Regions from separate parts of the Homo sapiens genome. Here region 2 is linked to region 1. A link is a loop called in an ENCODE intact Hi-C map of the cell type or tissue named here. Cell type or tissue: PC-3. All regions are shown on one strand. Each heading gives the region's core, and the rest is flanking DNA. Links, peaks and the distances in the headings are about the cores only. Region 1 has its middle 14 kb from the start of TMTC1. Region 2 overlaps TMTC1 (transmembrane O-mannosyltransferase targeting cadherins 1).

Region 1 (8,341 bases), core at 66-8,065:
TGTAACGTGTGCACTACATGCTACACTATGCAAGCATCATGTGTGCAACATGTGTACTACATTCTTGCAACATGTGCATTGCATGCTACAATATGCAGTCTACATGTATGCTACATGCTTACTATAGTTGCAACAAGCATGCTACACACTACAACATGCATGGCACATGCATTGGACATTTATTCTACATGCAAGCTACATGCATACAGCATTCATGCTACACACATTCAGTATGCATTCAACATGCACACTACTTGCGCATAACATGCATGCAACATGCTACGTACATGCCACTTTCTGTGAGGTGTGTGCAACATTCATACAACATGCATACTACAGGCATACAGTATGTGTTCATGAGTAGGCATGCAGACAATATGCATACCACGGTTGTACATCATGCACGTGACTTGCCAGAACATGCATGCTGCATGCATGCAACATGTGTGCAACATTCATGAGCATGCATACTACATGTTACCACATGCATACCACATGCACGCTACACACGCTCAGCCACCCCTCAAGAAGAATACAAGAAGAGCAATAGGTACCTTTAAAAATGTTATGTTAAGCTCTCTTTTTTCTTCTATTTAAAGTTTCAAGAAAAGGCTCCAAGAGCAAACAAATAAAACCAAAAAACATGTAAGTAAGTAGCAAGCCCTCAAAAACCTAGAGCCACTGCAGGAGAACTGCTGGGGAGTTAACATCAAGAACTCACACGTAATTGCTAGTTTGTAGATGACGAAGCTCAATACTGATGGCTGTTTTAGAAAAGAGAACAAATAATGAGGAAAATGTAAAATTCTGGTTAGTCTATATAAAATATTTATTACAGTCATCAGTATTAAGTGTTTTCTCTGCCATATTGTACAGTAATACTTTGTTTTAATGTGTTCTATTTAATGGGTCATACTTACTTGCATTGTATTGAATTACAAAAATGATTTTGTTGAGGAATTCACCACCTCACTGATGGTGTTGAGGTCCACTGTGCCCCAACCCCAATTCTTAGCAGGTTTAGCTACATAAATTGTAGGGCCCAATGTAAAATGAAAATGAAGGACCCTTTGTTCTAAAGTTATTAAGAATTTCAGGATGGTGACAGTGGCACATCAAACCAAAAGTGAAGTCCTTCTATACACTGAGTTCATCTAAGTACAGGGTTCTGTATGACTACAAAAGTTGCACACCCATGAAGCCAGGCCTGTTTTGACAGGCAATCCTATTCATATAATTCTCTCCAGCTAGTTTAAATACTCCTGGCAAACAATGGCCTTGGGGCAGCCAAAATTAATGGGCTCAGGGCACCCAGGACCTAATAAAATACTTGCCATAAGTCAATGACATGGCTTGCATCTTATGTTATTAAAGAAGTTGGGAAATCTACCATGCTAGTTTTTCTTTGCCAAGAAATAAAGATTATATCTAGAGACAGATAATTTCCCTTGAGAAATTACAATCTCCCATCTTTCCTAGCTGTGCTGCTAAGTCTTATTTCTTGGACTATTTTTCCATGTGTGAGTTAATGTAAAGGAATACGAATGAATCTTTTCAGGCTCCGCAGTACCTTACAAAAAAATTCTTCTAAAATGTCTTTTAGATTTTCTTTTTGGCCATGTTACTGTAAATGAGGCAGCCAGGTTTTTGTTGTAGCCATTGTTGTTTTTAAATAATTTTAAGTTTTTGCACATCTTGGCTAAGAGCTGAATATTGTGGTCTTTCCAGTTAGACAGAAGACAAAGTAGAAGCAGATTCTGGCTTCACAGTTTCTTTCACATCCTCTGTCTCTTTCATCTCACATTTGCTCAGTGATTTCATTCTTTCTCCATTATGTAGTTTAAGAGATTAGGAATCCATTTTATTCATCTGACAACTTTTTTTTCAGACAATTAGCATTACACCTACTTCTAAGAAAAGGAGTTACCTGACAATGCTGTCATTGCTACCTACTTGTATTTACGGAAACATTCAAATGTTAATCTGTTCCCTTCACACTTGGCCCAAAATTCAGATAACAGCTCCCAAAAGGTGCTATCAGGAGTGACAGTGATAGCAAACCCATACAACATGCCATAAACCCGCTTACTCTCTGTGCACATAAAAAACATGACTAACCAATTGTGATAGTTTTGCACATTAACTCCAGATGCAACCTTAAAACCGCTCTCAACACTGCCTCCCAGACTGCCACTCTCTGTTAATAGGTTGGCCTGTGAGTGGAAACCCCTTTACAGTCCCTGAGCCAGTGGAAGATGGCTGCAAGGAGGCACGGGTCCTAAAACATAATAATGCATCTTCCACATAAATGAAAGTCTAGCACTTACAAAGTGTTTCCATAGCTTTAGATTTTATCACTTCCATTTGAATAAATGTATTACCAATAAATTTTTAAGGAGGACTAAGAAGATTACATCTTTTGTACTTTGAGATTCTTTTAAGGAAGTTTCTATAAGAATTTTTACTATTCTGCAAATATAGTACCAGATAATTGAAAATTACCATACAAGGCTTATATGGCCATATTAGAGTATTTCTATGAATACTGATGCCTAAAAGTGTGAGAAATCCATGAAAAATATGCCTGAGAGCCATTTTAAACAAATATAGGCAAAAATAAGGGCCCCGATAATTAATATAGTTTTAGCTATAATTTATCACCACTAAACCCAATATTAGGGGTTTTGTGTGTTATATTTGCCTCCAAATTGAAAATAAATTGTTTATGGATAGGAAGATTTCATTGAATCTGTGTTTCCTAACATTAGCAGAATTTTGATTCTCCAACTATTCACACCAGTTCCTGAATGAATTATTTTACTTTACATGGTTTCTGGTCAAGATATGTACAGAGAATTGGGCCTTTCACTCCCAATCATTGCTAGACTGGGTTCCAGTTTTCTAAACTGTGAACAAACCCCAGAGGGCAGTTGTGAAGATTAAAAGAGGTAAGTCAAGAGCTTTGAAGAGTGCCATAGCAAGGTGTGCTCAACACGTTAGCTAAGATAAAATATTGTGATGGTGATGATGAAGATTTTTCTCTCTTTTTTCCCTTAGCAATTTTCTCACTACTGCCATTTCTCGCCATTGTAGTAACATGGAATAACTACTACTAAGCGACTATTAAATATCTGCTTTTCAATTCCTGACTACTGATTGATTTATTGATTTACTTTGAAGGAGAATGTGGTTATCAGCCTAACCTGCATTTACTCTGGACAACCACAGTTTATTTTACTCACGATTGCCTCATTGCAGTTGCAGGATTGAGACTATAAACCTTCTCAATTCCTGGTGCCAGAGAATGCGTAAGGAATTCTGGCCAATGAGTCACACAGCTGCTCTGTTGTTTCTAATTTGGCTGCCAGGATCAAGTTGCTTCTCAAAGAAACTTTAATAACTTTTCTTTCCAAAACGTTAATCTTCATCATCTCATGGCTTAAGTGTTTAATGATTACTTCATAAACAATTTTCATACTTCCCCACGGTTACTCGCAAAGTTATCCAGCTATTTTATGTTTATCCCCTTTTTCAATCTGCTTAACATTTAAAAAAAAATTGTGAAGCTGAGCGTATGGTGAAAACGAACTAGCAAAAAACTAGGAAGCTGTAATAAAGACATATTTTTCCAAAGATAGCCTTTTTCTAGGATTTTCAAGGGAATCTGTTTTTTTTTTTTCCTTTAAAGTTGCAAGGTTGAAGATAAATCTCTTTTGCTCCATTTGTAGTAAGTCACTAAGGTAGGTGATAGTGAAATGTTGTCTTTGTAGTACTAACTCTGGAGAAAATAGGAAGGTTCTGGGCACAGAACGAGTGAGAGGGACTTTTCCTCCCTGTCATGGGGAGACTAGGTCATTCCAATTAACCTTCCCTCTAAAGATCCATAGAAAACCAGATTAAACAACAACACTATTTGCCTCATAACATCAGATCATTAAGAACAGAGAAGTGTCAGGCCAGGGAAAGAGAAAGGACAAGCCCAGAATTTGGGGCCCCTTCTGTGCTGGGGAGGAGTGAGAGGCTAAGCAGAGAACACTGAGAGTCTCCAAGGAGAGCAGGGCCCACAGGGTGTGGGGACCCTGGTAATCCATCCTGTACATAGGAGTGGGGCCCTGAAGAATGGCATTAGAAGTGAAGAGGGATTAGAAGTTGGTCACCACTCCCACCAATTGCAACTCAGCTTCTAGGGATCTTGACCATCTTAACAAATGTGAAAGAAACACTTTTAGTAAAAAAAATGGAAAGAGTTTATCACCAGAAGACCGGTACTAAAGGAAATTGTAAAAGTGGTCTTCCAATAGAATGAAAAGGATTTGTGATGAAAGGCACAGCAATGGAGGAAGTAATAGAATGCAACGTAAGTGGTAAATATGGTAATATATGATTAAATCTAGTGGGAAATTCCCTGCTTGCAAATCTGTAGTGACAGAAAGTAAATTACCAGTTCCCAGGGGCTAGGCAGGAGAGAGGCTGGTGACTGTTAAAAAGCAAAGGATTTCTTTTCAGAGTGATGGAAGTGTTTTAAAATTAGATTGTGGTGATATTTGCACAATGCTATGAGAACACTAAAATCCATTGACTTGTACACTTTAAAAGGATGCATTTTATGGCATGTAAATCATCTTTTGATGAAGTATTTTTAGAAAAAGAGCAAGATTTAGGACAACAGTAGTATGTAAATTAAAAGAAGACACGTAGGCTTGAGGTGTTCTGAGATCATTGAATTGTCTGGAAAAAGGAAAAAATGTAGAATTTGTCATCATGCTATACAATTATGTTTTATGCACATCGTACAGGTGTGGCATTTCACACACACACGTAAGTTTTTGAAAAAGAATGAGAGGCAACTAAGCCAAAAGGGCCGATTACTAGCAACTACTCCATTTTCCTAGCCAATTCCTTCTTAACGAACCCATAATAGAACAATGATGAAGTTTTTAAGTAGACAGACAGTGGAAAGGTGATACTTTTCTCTAATGTTTTCTTCCTACACTGGAATATGTAAGGCAGTAGAAATAAAGAATATGAATACACTTAGTAAAGACAATGAATACAAATCACCTTAAAGAATGAAAATATAAAGTTTGAAATAATACAACTGACTTACAGTCGGAAAGCTATGACCTCACAAGTATTTTTCTGCTTTATAAATGCCAACTGTTGTAAACCACTTTCCCAGTGCTTACACTACCGAAAGTAGGATCCACACTCTGCTGTCTACCCCCAAACTGACCAGAATGTCTACACACAGTAAGAAATCAGACACTTGTTCACTGGTGGAATGAATATATGTTTGTATGTATTCACAAACGGATAGAAGACAGGATTTCTAGAAGTTGGATGTTTCAAATTTCCTGGAGGCAAGAGAAAAAATTCATTTTTTCTCTTTTTCTATTAAAATGTGTATTACAATTATCTTCCAAGCTTACAAAAATATAAAGTAACACATCTATAGAATTTTATAGATTTCTGGGTGAAATGGAATAAATTCACACCCTGGAGGATGTAAGGGTTATCATTAGATATAGAGTTTACTTTCTACTTTGTTCCTTCTACTGAGTGATGATAATCCTGACTTCTGATTTAGAACCATTGACACTGGTTTTCCTTTTGGAAGACATCTCCCGGGTCAGTACTCTTCCTCCAGATAGACTCATCTAAAACTACTGCAAATCTTCTAAAACCTTCTCAATTTCTTAAAGACAGTTCTCAATTTCTTACTCTAAAGTTTCTCTTTCCTAAGTTTGTCTTTTATCCAACACTAATGAATAGCTATAATTTAAGATCATTTCTCTTTACTCTTCAGGTGTAAATAGAGAACAATTCCTTATAGAAATTTTTTTTTGTTTTGCTAACTATTGTTAAATTGTTACCTTTTCATATCACAGTGTTTCTTTAATGTCAAAATGAGCTTGGCTCTTCTAAAATTCAATTTACCAAGCTGTCTGCCCAGATTCCATTTGAGGAGTTTAACTGAACTCTGTGGAGGCTTTACAGTATCTCAATTACATCTCAGAAGAAATTAGCTCAGAAAATGCCAGCTCTGCCCCACAGGGCTTGGCAAAAACAGAGTAATGGCCTGGCTATGTCAGTGATGAGAACTGCAGCAGAGAGAGGAATAGAGGAATTAAGACAAAGAATGGATCAGCAGCCAGAGTTCAAGGGGGGAAAATGCTGGTGGTCATTCAAATACAAAAGAAAATCAGTCTGGAATGAAACAGTCTTGGAACAGAAGCAGATTTGGGTGTTTGTGGAGATAAACAAGAGCAGAGGGAACTGTAATACTTACCCCTAGGACAAAACTCACCTTCTGGGGGCTGTGGTGAGGCCAGCCTTCAGTGACCCACCAGCTCTGTGCAAGGAGGCTCTAGTGCTCACACATCTTAGATGCCCAGCGGCTTCTGGCAAGCAACAAGACACAGCTCAGAGGCGGATGGGGAAATTGTTCTAAACAAGGAGGTCTGCACCAGAAATAAGAGTCCTAAAAGTGAGATTTCATCCCACTGAGGAATTTGGAATCAGATAGTTGGTCTTAAAAAAAATAAGCAGAAAGACCTAATGTTATAACTCTTGAGAAGTGAATAGGAAAGAAATATCAGCATGATATCATCCATGGAAAACTGGCCTCAGCTAATGATGAAAGAGGGGTTCAGAAAAACACAGTAATAGTTCATTAGAAAAAAGAGTTCATTAAAGTATTTTTCCATATTTTAATATGGCTTTATTTATTATAGTATGAAATGTGATTTAATGTTATTTAAAAGACTATTTGATATAGAGGCAGAAGGATTGCTTGAGTCCAGTAGTTTAAGACCAGCTGGGGAACATGGTGAGACCCTGTCTCTATAAAAAATACAAAAATCAGCCGGGAAGGGTGGCTTATGCCTGTAATCCCAGCACTTTGGGAGGCCGAGGCAGGTGGATCACAAGGTCAGGAGATTGAGACCATCCTGGCTAACATGGTGAAAACCCATCTCTACTAAAAATACAAAAAATTAGCTGGGTGTGGTGGCAGGCACCTGTAGTCCCAGCTACTCAGGAGGCTGAGGCAGGAGAATGGTGTGAACCCGGGAGGCGGAGCTTGCAGTGAGCCGAGATCGTGCCACTGCACTCCAGCCTGGGAGACAGTGAGACTCTGTCTCAAAAAAAAAAAAAAAAAAAATCAACCAGGGCCAAGCACTGTGGCTCGCACCTGTAATCTCAGGACTTTGGGAGGCTGAGGTGGGAGGATTACTTGAGTTCAGGAGTTCGAGTTTGAGACTAGCCTAGGCAACATAGTGAGACCTCATCTGTACAGAAAATAAACAAAATTAGCTGGCCATGGTGGCATGTGCCTTTAGTCCCAGCTACTTGAGAGGCTGAGGTGGGAGGATGGCTTGAGCCCAGGAGTTTGATGCTGCTGTGAGCTATGATTATGCCACTACACCCCAGTCTAGACAATACAGCAAGACCCTATCTCTAAGACAACCAAAACAACAGTAAAACAACACAAACCTTATTCAATGTAAATAATATTGATATTGTATATTCCTGGAGCCAAGATCTAAAAGGGTCACATCCAGAGGTGATATTCATAATTCCATGTCTAATGACTCTTGCCATGGGCAACGATCAACACTGACCAATCAGAAATGAGCCCAGCCTTGGTTCTGGAGCTAGCTTCTGAAAGCCCCCAACTATGTTGGGCATTAACCCTTCACTGCTGAGTTAGAAAAAGAGGTCCCAAGGAAGGAGACAGGCTAAGGCAGTATAGGTTTATTTTTCATCAATATTTTACATAAGTGTCAGGGGAACCCATCCCCGATATTTCAACATAGGTTCTTTTCTATTTCCCTAAGTGTTGGCCAGTCTGAGAAATAAAGGGAAAGAATACAAAAGAGAGAAATTTTAAAGCTGGGTGTCGGGGGGAGACATCACATGTCAGCAGGTTCCGTGATGCCCCTGAGCTGCAAAACCAGCAAGTTTTTATTAGCAATTTTCAAAGGGGAGGGAGTGTACGAATAGGGTGTGGGTCACAGAGATCACATGCTTCAAGGGCAACAAAAGATCACAAGGCAGAAGGTCAGGGCGGGATCCCAAGGTCAGGGCAAAACTAGAATCACTAATGAGCTTCCATGTTCCGCTGTGCAGGCATTGTCATTGATAAACATCTTAACAGGGTTCAAGAGCAGAGAACTGGTCTGACTAGAATTCACCAGGCTGGAATTTCCTAATCCTAGCAAGCCTGGGGGCGCTGCAGGCGGCCGGGGCATGTTTCATCCTTTATCTGCAACTGCATAAGGCAGACACCCCCAGAGCGGCCATTTTAAAGGCCCCCCTCCCCCGGGAACGCATTCTTTTT
Region 2 (8,341 bases), core at 302-8,301, 230 kb before region 1:
AGTCCTCATGTGACTAAATTGCACTTGAGTAAAACTGATCATTTTATTAGTCTGCTTGTTTAATTGTTTGAAATTGCCATTAACACCTAGCAAATAAGTTTTACCACTTTCATCTTGCACCGTACTCCTTCTGATCCATTACAGATAGCCTCGGGAAAAAGCCTCAACTGCAATTCAGGGAAATGTGACGCACTCTTCAAGAGGGGCCAGCTAAATTATCTGACCTTGCACAATGGATGACCTCCAACAGTGATGCAGAAGGGCTCCTCCCAGTCAATTTTCCAAGACTATGCAGAGTAAAGCCATGGCTCTTGAGTGCCCTTAGGAAATGAATCATTTTAAATGGCTGAACCTGATTCCTGAGAATTTACTGCTAGGGGTTGGGAAGTTTACTGAATTAAGTATTTCTCTATTCCTTTAAATAGAAATGGTGAACATATTAACCTTTCTCAGAGGCTTGGGGTGAACTTTGGTTTTTGTGGCAGAATAGATAGGAAACTGCTTTGGTGGAGTGGAAAAATAACTGGATTTGGAGTCAGAAGCCATGAGAGGCATTCCAGCTATGTGAGTTTGAATTCATGTCTGTGCTTTAGTTGCTTTCTTTAAAAACGTAAGCTTAATAACATATTGACCTTCTCTGTGAATAAATGGGCTTCTACATGAACAAATGAGATGGTGGGTATAAAAATATCCATCACCACACCTGTTACACTACATACATTTAATATTTTGGGGTCAGCTGCAGGACCTCTGGGTGATTTGACTGGCTCCCTCTAGCCCTGATGAACCCATGCCAGGCTGAAGCAGCCAGTTCTCCTTCCTCACATGGATTTTTCATCCTCTGAAAAATCACACTCTTCACTGTTGCTGATAGCTTTCAACTTGCTCCCATCAGTCAAAATTACACCCATTATTTCTTCATCACTAACCTAGTGAACACTCAAGTCATTCTGTGTCCATCTGTTTCTCCTATACTGAGAGTTCTCAGATGTGAAGGGCAAGTAACCCTCTCCATTTTAAGAATGTAGGAATGTTCTTTGTCCAGCACTCCCTCCAAAGCCTGTCAATCCTTCATCATCTGAAGCAAATGATCCCCAGAGGCACCAGAGCAATTTTCTCCAAGTTTTTCCAATATGCTCAAGACCAAATGGAATTCCAGACACGTGTAATTGAAAAAGCTATATCCAAGGTTATAAGGACATTCAAAATCCTGTGTGGTTTCTGTGTGACAGATCAGTGTGCACCTGGGATCCTTGTTGCACTAACACTTCCTAGCATGAGTGCACTCTGGTTGATGGATTATCTCAGAGAAGAGACAATGGTGGGCAGGAAAAGGATGTTCATATTCCTAATTAATAACTGCCAAGTAAGGAGATCATGAGGAGTGGGGAGGAGAGTGGGTATGTTTTGAATACCCACTGCAGGAACTGGGTATTACTCCTGATATATAATGGGCAGGAGCTAGGGGTGTGAAACATCTTGCAATGCACAGGACAGTTCTGCACAAAGAAAAGTTGTTCTGCAAAATATCAAGAGCTCTGCCATTGAGAAACACTGTTTGTCCTTATGGAGTTGTCCTCTGACTCTAAGAGCCCTGTGATCGAGATTTTATGCATTATGTTCGTCCAGACTTTGTTTTCACAAGCATGTATAAAGCACGTACAATGTGCCAGACCGTTTGCTAAGGGCACACAGCATTAAAGAGAAAGCTGTCCTTGCCCTCAAGAGCGCCCTGTGGTAGAAGAGAAACAGGAAAACCAACGGACTCTAATGCACTGTGAGGAGAGCAGACAGAGCAGTAAAGCTGAGCTGGAGCTGACAGGAGCATACAGGACGAGGGCAAATGAGAGGCGCCTGAGACATTCACCAAGGTTTTTCCAGGAGAGACGATGCTTTACTGGGAGGGGCAGCAACAAAGGGGACTGGGAGTGCGAGGGAGGGGTAAGAGCAGGAAGATGAAGGAAAGGGTTCCAAGGAGAGAAAGCAAAACCAAACAGAACTTGAGAAACTGAAAGGATTTTATTCTGGCTGAAGCAGAGAATGGAAAGGAGGAAAATAAAGGACAAGGAGCAAGTTTTGGGGAGAAGATGACCAGTCAAGTTTGAGGTGCAGAGGGCAATTTGTGAAAATGTCCAGCTGGGTAGATGGCTCTGATCATCAGGGGAAAGATAATGGTAGAGTCATAGATTTGAGGGTCAACCAGCATATACACAGATGCTAACAAGCCTTTGGGACTGAAGGAACCCCTTAAAAAGCAAAGATTGAGAAGAGAACAAGATGTAGGGAAGGAGGAGAGGGTCCTGAGAACTCTTCCATTAAGGGTTGGTGGAGGCAGGACAATCTAAAGAAGGAGCAGAAAAAGCAAGAGAGCATGGTGTCACAGATGCTAAAAAAGAATTACTTTAAGGAGGAGGAAGTGGTCAACAAAGTCAAATGCTGCTGAGAGTTAGGTAATTTGATGCCCAAGCATGGTCCATTGGAATTATCTGCATGGAGGTAGCTGGTGACTTGGGGAGAGCAGTTTCACATGTGGGGAGGGAGCTGATGCCAGAATGTAGTTGAGTAATGAGAGAAAATAAGGAAGACATTGCAACTTTCTGGGAAATTTTGACACTTAAAAGGTAGGAAGGAGATAAGGAAGCACACAGATGAATGGCAGGAGGAGGAAAACAAGAGATACAGACAGGCTCGGTTGTTTGTTTGTTTGTTTGATGGTAGGAGCAACTAGAGAATATTTAAATATTAATGGGAAAGTGCCAGGTGAAGGGGAGGAAGCAAAGGATTTAAACAGAGGATTATAAATAAGCTCTGAGAAACTGGAAATTATGGAACCTTGAGCAGAAAAGAAGAGATCAGCCTTAGGCGTGAAAAATGAGCAGGGTAGTAAAAGAGGAAAATCTGAATTAATCAGGGTTCTCCAGAGAAACAGAAGCAACAGGATGTGTATATTTACATTTAGGGAGACATTTATCCTAAGGAACTGGCTCTCATGATTGTGGGGGCTGGCAAGTCCAAAATCTGCAGGGTAGGCGGCAGGCTGGGGACCCAGGGAGGAGCTGCAGTTAGAATCCAGAAGGCAGTCTGTGGGTAGGATTTTCTCTCCTTCCAGGGAAGTCTGTCTTTTTCTGTTAAGTCCTTCAACGGGATGGATGAGGCCTACCCACATTCTGGAGGATAATCTGCTTTACTCAAAGTCTACTGATTTAAATGTTAATCTCATCCAAGAGGCACCTTTGTAGGAACATCTAGAATAATGTTTTACCAAATATCTAGGTATCATGGCCCATCCAAGCTGACATGAAATTATCCATCGCAAGTCTACCCCTTGCCAATCTAGCACTCAGGAAGAGGAAAAGATAGACGTAATTTAGGATCTTCTGCTATTGACGACATTTAGGTTTTACATTATACCTCAGTTACCTTTTAAAACATTCCAGGTAATTCACATACTTTAAAAACACAGTATAAGGCCAGGTGGAGTGGCTCACGCCTGTAACCCCAGCACTTTGGGAGGTCAAGATGGGTGGATCACATGAGGTCAGGAGTTCAAGACCAGCCTGGCCAACATGGTGAAACCCCGCCTCTACTAAAAATTCCAAAATTAGCCAGGTGTGGTGGCAGGTGCCTGTAATCCCAGTTACTTGGGAGGCTGAGGCAAGAGAATCTCTTGTACCCAGAAGGCAGAGGCCACAGTGAGTGGAGATCGCACCACCGCACTCCAGCTTGGGCAACAGGAGTGAGACTCCGTCTCAAAAAACAAACACAAAAAACCACAGTATAAAGAAGTTTACATGTAGCATTGTTCCATTCAACAAATATTTACTCAGTGCCATGTTCCTGGCACTCTCCTTCATGCTGGGGATAAGGACAAAGATTTCTGCTTTCATGCAGTTTACTGGGTAGAGGAGGGACACACAATTAACAAAACGATAGGTGAGTAGAGCGGAGGGTGATAAATGGAGAAAAATGAAGCAAAGAGGGGGAACAGGGGATGCTGGTGGTGCTTGTGGTCTTCAGTGGGGTGGCCCAGGGAGGCCTCATGGAGAAGCCGATGACACATATGAGGAGTGCTGAAGGGTGTGAGGGAGGCAGCCATTGAGGTAAGGGGGGAAGGGTTCTAGGAGGAAAGAACAGAACGCAGAACCCCTGAAACAGGAAGGTGATGTGGCTGGCATGCACGTGCCTGCAGCCCAGTGTGTCTGGAGCCAAGTAAGCAAGAAGAATAGCAGGAGGTGTGTCAGGGGGAGTAAGGGGGCAGGTGGTGCAGGGCGAGCATGGAGGCTGCTGCAGGGCCGCCCACTTTCCCCGTAAGTGAGGTGGGGTGGCTGGAGCCTTCTGAGCTCCAGATTGCTGTGAGTGGGGCTCCAGCGGGGCTGGTCTTGAACTCCTGACCTCATGTAATCCACCCATCTCGACCTCCACAAGTGCTGGGCCACCCCACTGAAGATCCCTGGGGCTGCTGTATTGAGAACAGACTGAAGGAAAGCAGGGCAAAGGTGAAAACCACAACACCAGTTAGGAGCATATTGCTGCGGTCTAGCTGAGAGGTGGAGGGGACAGTGGACGTGGAGGGAGGTGGTCAGATTCTGTGTGTGTTAGTCATATTTACTGAGCGTGTCATTGCCCTCATTGCTTACGGATATTGCTTTAAGTCTTTTATATGAATTATCTTGTAATCCTCCAACCCTATGAGGTAGGCAGCATCCCTATTCTCATTTTTAACAGAAAATCTCAACCCTATTTTGCTAAACCTGCCATATTTACTTATACAAGAAATCACAGCTGGTGTAAAGTTCCCCTTCAAGGCTGAAGTGCATATTCTCCCGGCTGCTAGGAGTGTTGGCTGCTGGCAGCTCAGAGTCCACCTCCTCTCTGGGAATTGCTCTCAGCCTCAGGGAGTTGCCTCCCCAAGGCTAGACTCCCGTCCTGGATGCAGCGATTGGTTGAAAGCGGGGTTTAAAAGTAAATCTCTTGCCTCCATTCATGACACCTCTAAGGGGACATCCCAGTTCCAGAGCTCCCCATGGGATCAGCTGAGGCCTCAGCTGGAACTGCATTCTACTCAACATCTCCTTTCTTCTGCTGCCCTGGTGTTCCCGAGGGTGCTCCTTAATAAACTTCCTGCTTGCAAATCTTTGCCTTGGATTCTGTTTTCTGGGGAACCATGCATAAGAGAGTTTTTAAAATGAAAAAGTGGTCTAAGATAGCCAGAAAAAGTGAAACTTTTCTGAAAATACATTATGGAGATTTCATTTTGAAATTCAGCTCATAAGTATGGCCACAATGTGACTTAAATTCGTTTTTTTTTTCTAAATGAAATAATGTTTAATTTCCTGAGCTCATGAATAAAACTGCCAGATTTAATTAACACAGCATATATATACTGAGAATGTAATTTCATCAACAAGAAGCAACAAAAATAATTTCGTGTCTACTTGTGATATTAGAAAGCATATTTGAGCTTTTATACATGAAAATACCACATCAGCTGAAGAACACATCTCCACCTGTTAAACCTGGCTAACAAATGGTATTGAGATTTTAATTCCTCCCAGAAATACATGGCAGCTGGTATCCAAGTCCACCTGTAGTCATGAGAGAGTTATCTTAAATGTTCACTTAAAATAGGCTGTGTGAAGGACTTTTTAAAATACTCATTGACTCCTGGTTTTTAAAACATGTTCAAACTTCACCCCAAGCTGTGCCTTAGGGTCTGCCTTATTTCTTCTGTTTGAACGTGACAGAAAATGGTTTTATAAACAGCATTATTAAAAGGAATTATAATAAAGTAGTCTTACTGATATATTCAAGACATCAGCAAACATTGGTTAATTAAACATGGTTAGATTTCTTTAGACTCTAATGATATGGTGTCTCTTCAGTACTCAATCCTTTATTACTTTCTTTTTCCACATACATGTACTGCAGCCTAATGCAATGTCCTTACAAAGTTCCTGTGATCCATATGGGAGGGAATACAAAGAATTATATCAGTAGGCACTATTATCATAACAAGTCTCTATGTTATGCATTAAACATTCTAATCAGAAAGATTTTAGTTCTACCCCTTCCCATGTGTTAGGCAATTAAATAGTGAGTGGAGATTTCTTTTGTATAGGAGCATTAAAAGCACAATACAAAATTTAGTTACACCGGGAGAAAAGAGCCTGGTCTTGCAAAGCGATAAAATTTAAGTGTGAAGAGGAATTATTTCTATGGAAAATAAGTAAATGCTCTGAAAATGCTCAAAAAGGAAAGAAGTTCAAAAAAATCACTGTTGAATTAGATGTGAGTGAAATAATTGTAAAAGACTGGAGGAGAAAAATCAGAAAAATCTCAGTCTACTCAAATTACATTGCAAATCTCTTTAAATTTTCATTCCAGTTTTAAATATCAAAACTGAGACTCATAGCAATGAATTATGGAGGTGCTTTTGCAGATTCTAATCAGAAGATTCTTACTTAAAGAGAAGGATTTGATTTGACATCAGAAGATTGGTGAATGGATGTACATTTGAAATTTCAGGGTAAAATAAAATACTCAAGCGTTTGCTTAATTTGTTTTATGATTCTCCATTTTTAACTGACTTTTTAAGGTATTTGACAAAGTACACACATGGCCAAGTACACATCAATATCTTGACTTTATTCAGGGAGAATCACTATTTCTCTTTCGGGGCTTATTAGCTGAGGCATTTCTTGGGAGTTTTTGTGTAGGAAGGGCTGACTTGTTGGGTGGTCTCTGGACTTTCTACTCCCATCACACAAGGTAGAATGTTAGAAACCTTCTCCAGGGTAACCGAACAGTCGGAGAGCTCTGGAGGTCTATGGCAGATCTGTCAGTGTTTTTCTGAATCTCCAGCATAGATAATCCCAAGCTTTATTATTACTGCAGGAGTAATAAATGTGAGAGCTGCCCCTCACAGCAAAGCAAAGCTAACACTTGATGTTTGTTGAGGATTTAAGAAAAGGGTTTTGACATTTTTCTTTGATGATTTGAATCTTAAACTGAATACGTGACCTTAGATGCAATATTTTCCAGGGGAGATTTCCCTTATACTACAGAAATATTATAAATGATGTAAAGAGGAAGGAGAAGTCAGTGACTTCTGCATTATTCAAAAAATAAAAAAATTTAAAAGAAGCAGAATATTCATGTCATACATAATTACTAACTTATTATAGTGCTATTTTTAGCATTGTAAGCCAGCCAAAAAGAGACTGGTATAGGTACAGCCCTTATGATTAATTTCACCATTGCCTTTGAGATCTATTCAGTCATTACAACAGTAATGGATAATTGCTGGAATTGATTTCAGATAATAGCGCCTTTAACATTGCATTTCCCTAATCACTCTCTTTCTTGCTGTGTGCAAATATGAAAAACATCAGATACTCTAAAGTTGAAGTAGAGGTGGAGCAGCTGGGAGGGAGAGGAATCCCTGTCTCAGCAACTTCCACAAAGAAATAGCAACATCAAAATAAAGGCAATCTTCCAGTTACCAAGGATAAATAATCATCAAAATGATGAATAGCTCTGGTATTTTCCTTTTCCCTCTAACACAAAGAGTGACAATCTATTTCTTAAAAAACAACAACAACAAAAATACCCACATCCGTTGAAAATTCACCACAGAGGTATCCACACAAAAATGATATTTTTAACCAGAAGTATTTTGAATCTAGTCTGAAAGCATAAACTCTTTCACTAATTACTATATGTAATATATTTATAGCTTTAATTGTTTTTCCCCATGTCTCAAGGGACATATTTCTTCCAGAAGCACAGTTGCTGAAGCAAACATTTATTTGTATTGTTTCACAGCAAAGAAACGGAAGTACCCAACCAGCTACTATAATTCTGTAAAATCAACTGCCAGAGAATTTTGTTTAATTTATACCTTTGCTCCAAGTTATGCCTGAGGGTCTGCCTTACTTTTCTTTTTGAACTTGACAGAAAATAGTCTGTTATAATAAAACCAATTAAAAAGATACTGATACATTTCCTACCAACCATGTAAGTTTCAGGCAAACTTACTGCCCTTTTTCTCCCTTCAAGAATGCCATCTAAAATTGATAAATAGTAATTAATTATTAAAGCCCAAGTATACTTTATATGTACCCTTGAAGGAATATGCCTTTTAAAAAATGACATTTCCTCATTGCAAAAGGAATAGATGTTCATTGTGGAACACCTGGAACACACAAAAAATTATAAAGGAAAAAATCAATCTATAATCTTACCCACCAGAGATAAGCATTATGAACATTTTGGAAACTGTCTTCCAATGAAAGAATAGAATTCTTGATTAAATCTTAAAAATGATCTTCTATTCTGTAAT

Evidence for each region. Peaks named below come from ENCODE experiments on the same cell type or tissue, not always from the same donor. Only the 100,000 strongest peaks of a DNase experiment are listed, where the experiment ranks them.
Region 2: it touches region 1 in a loop (2.8-fold over the local background); 37 of 110 quality-filtered maps call a loop at or near these places.

Annotation. Positions count from the first base shown.
Region 1 is chr12:29,793,740-29,802,080 of GRCh38, forward strand. No RefSeq gene overlaps it. Among named protein-coding and RNA genes, the nearest start is that of TMTC1, 14 kb to the left of the region's middle. RefSeq lists an enhancer at 1,707-2,208. In PC-3, for the core only: no CTCF peak of the experiment used is centred there; a DNase peak (open chromatin) is centred at 3,282; H3K4me3 peaks cover 497 bases; H3K27ac peaks cover 1,222 bases; H3K27me3 peaks cover 1,311 bases.
Region 2 is chr12:29,562,097-29,570,437 of GRCh38, forward strand. All of the region lies in intron 9 of TMTC1 (transmembrane O-mannosyltransferase targeting cadherins 1), which reads right to left. LOC124902909 (a long non-coding RNA gene) reads left to right here. Exons shown (of 3, transcript XR_007063259.1): 3 at 145-210. Among named protein-coding and RNA genes, the nearest start is that of OVCH1, 69 kb to the left of the region's middle. In PC-3, for the core only: no CTCF peak of the experiment used is centred there; DNase peaks (open chromatin) are centred at 3,815, 4,145 and 4,565; H3K4me3 peaks cover 676 bases; H3K27ac peaks cover 1,839 bases.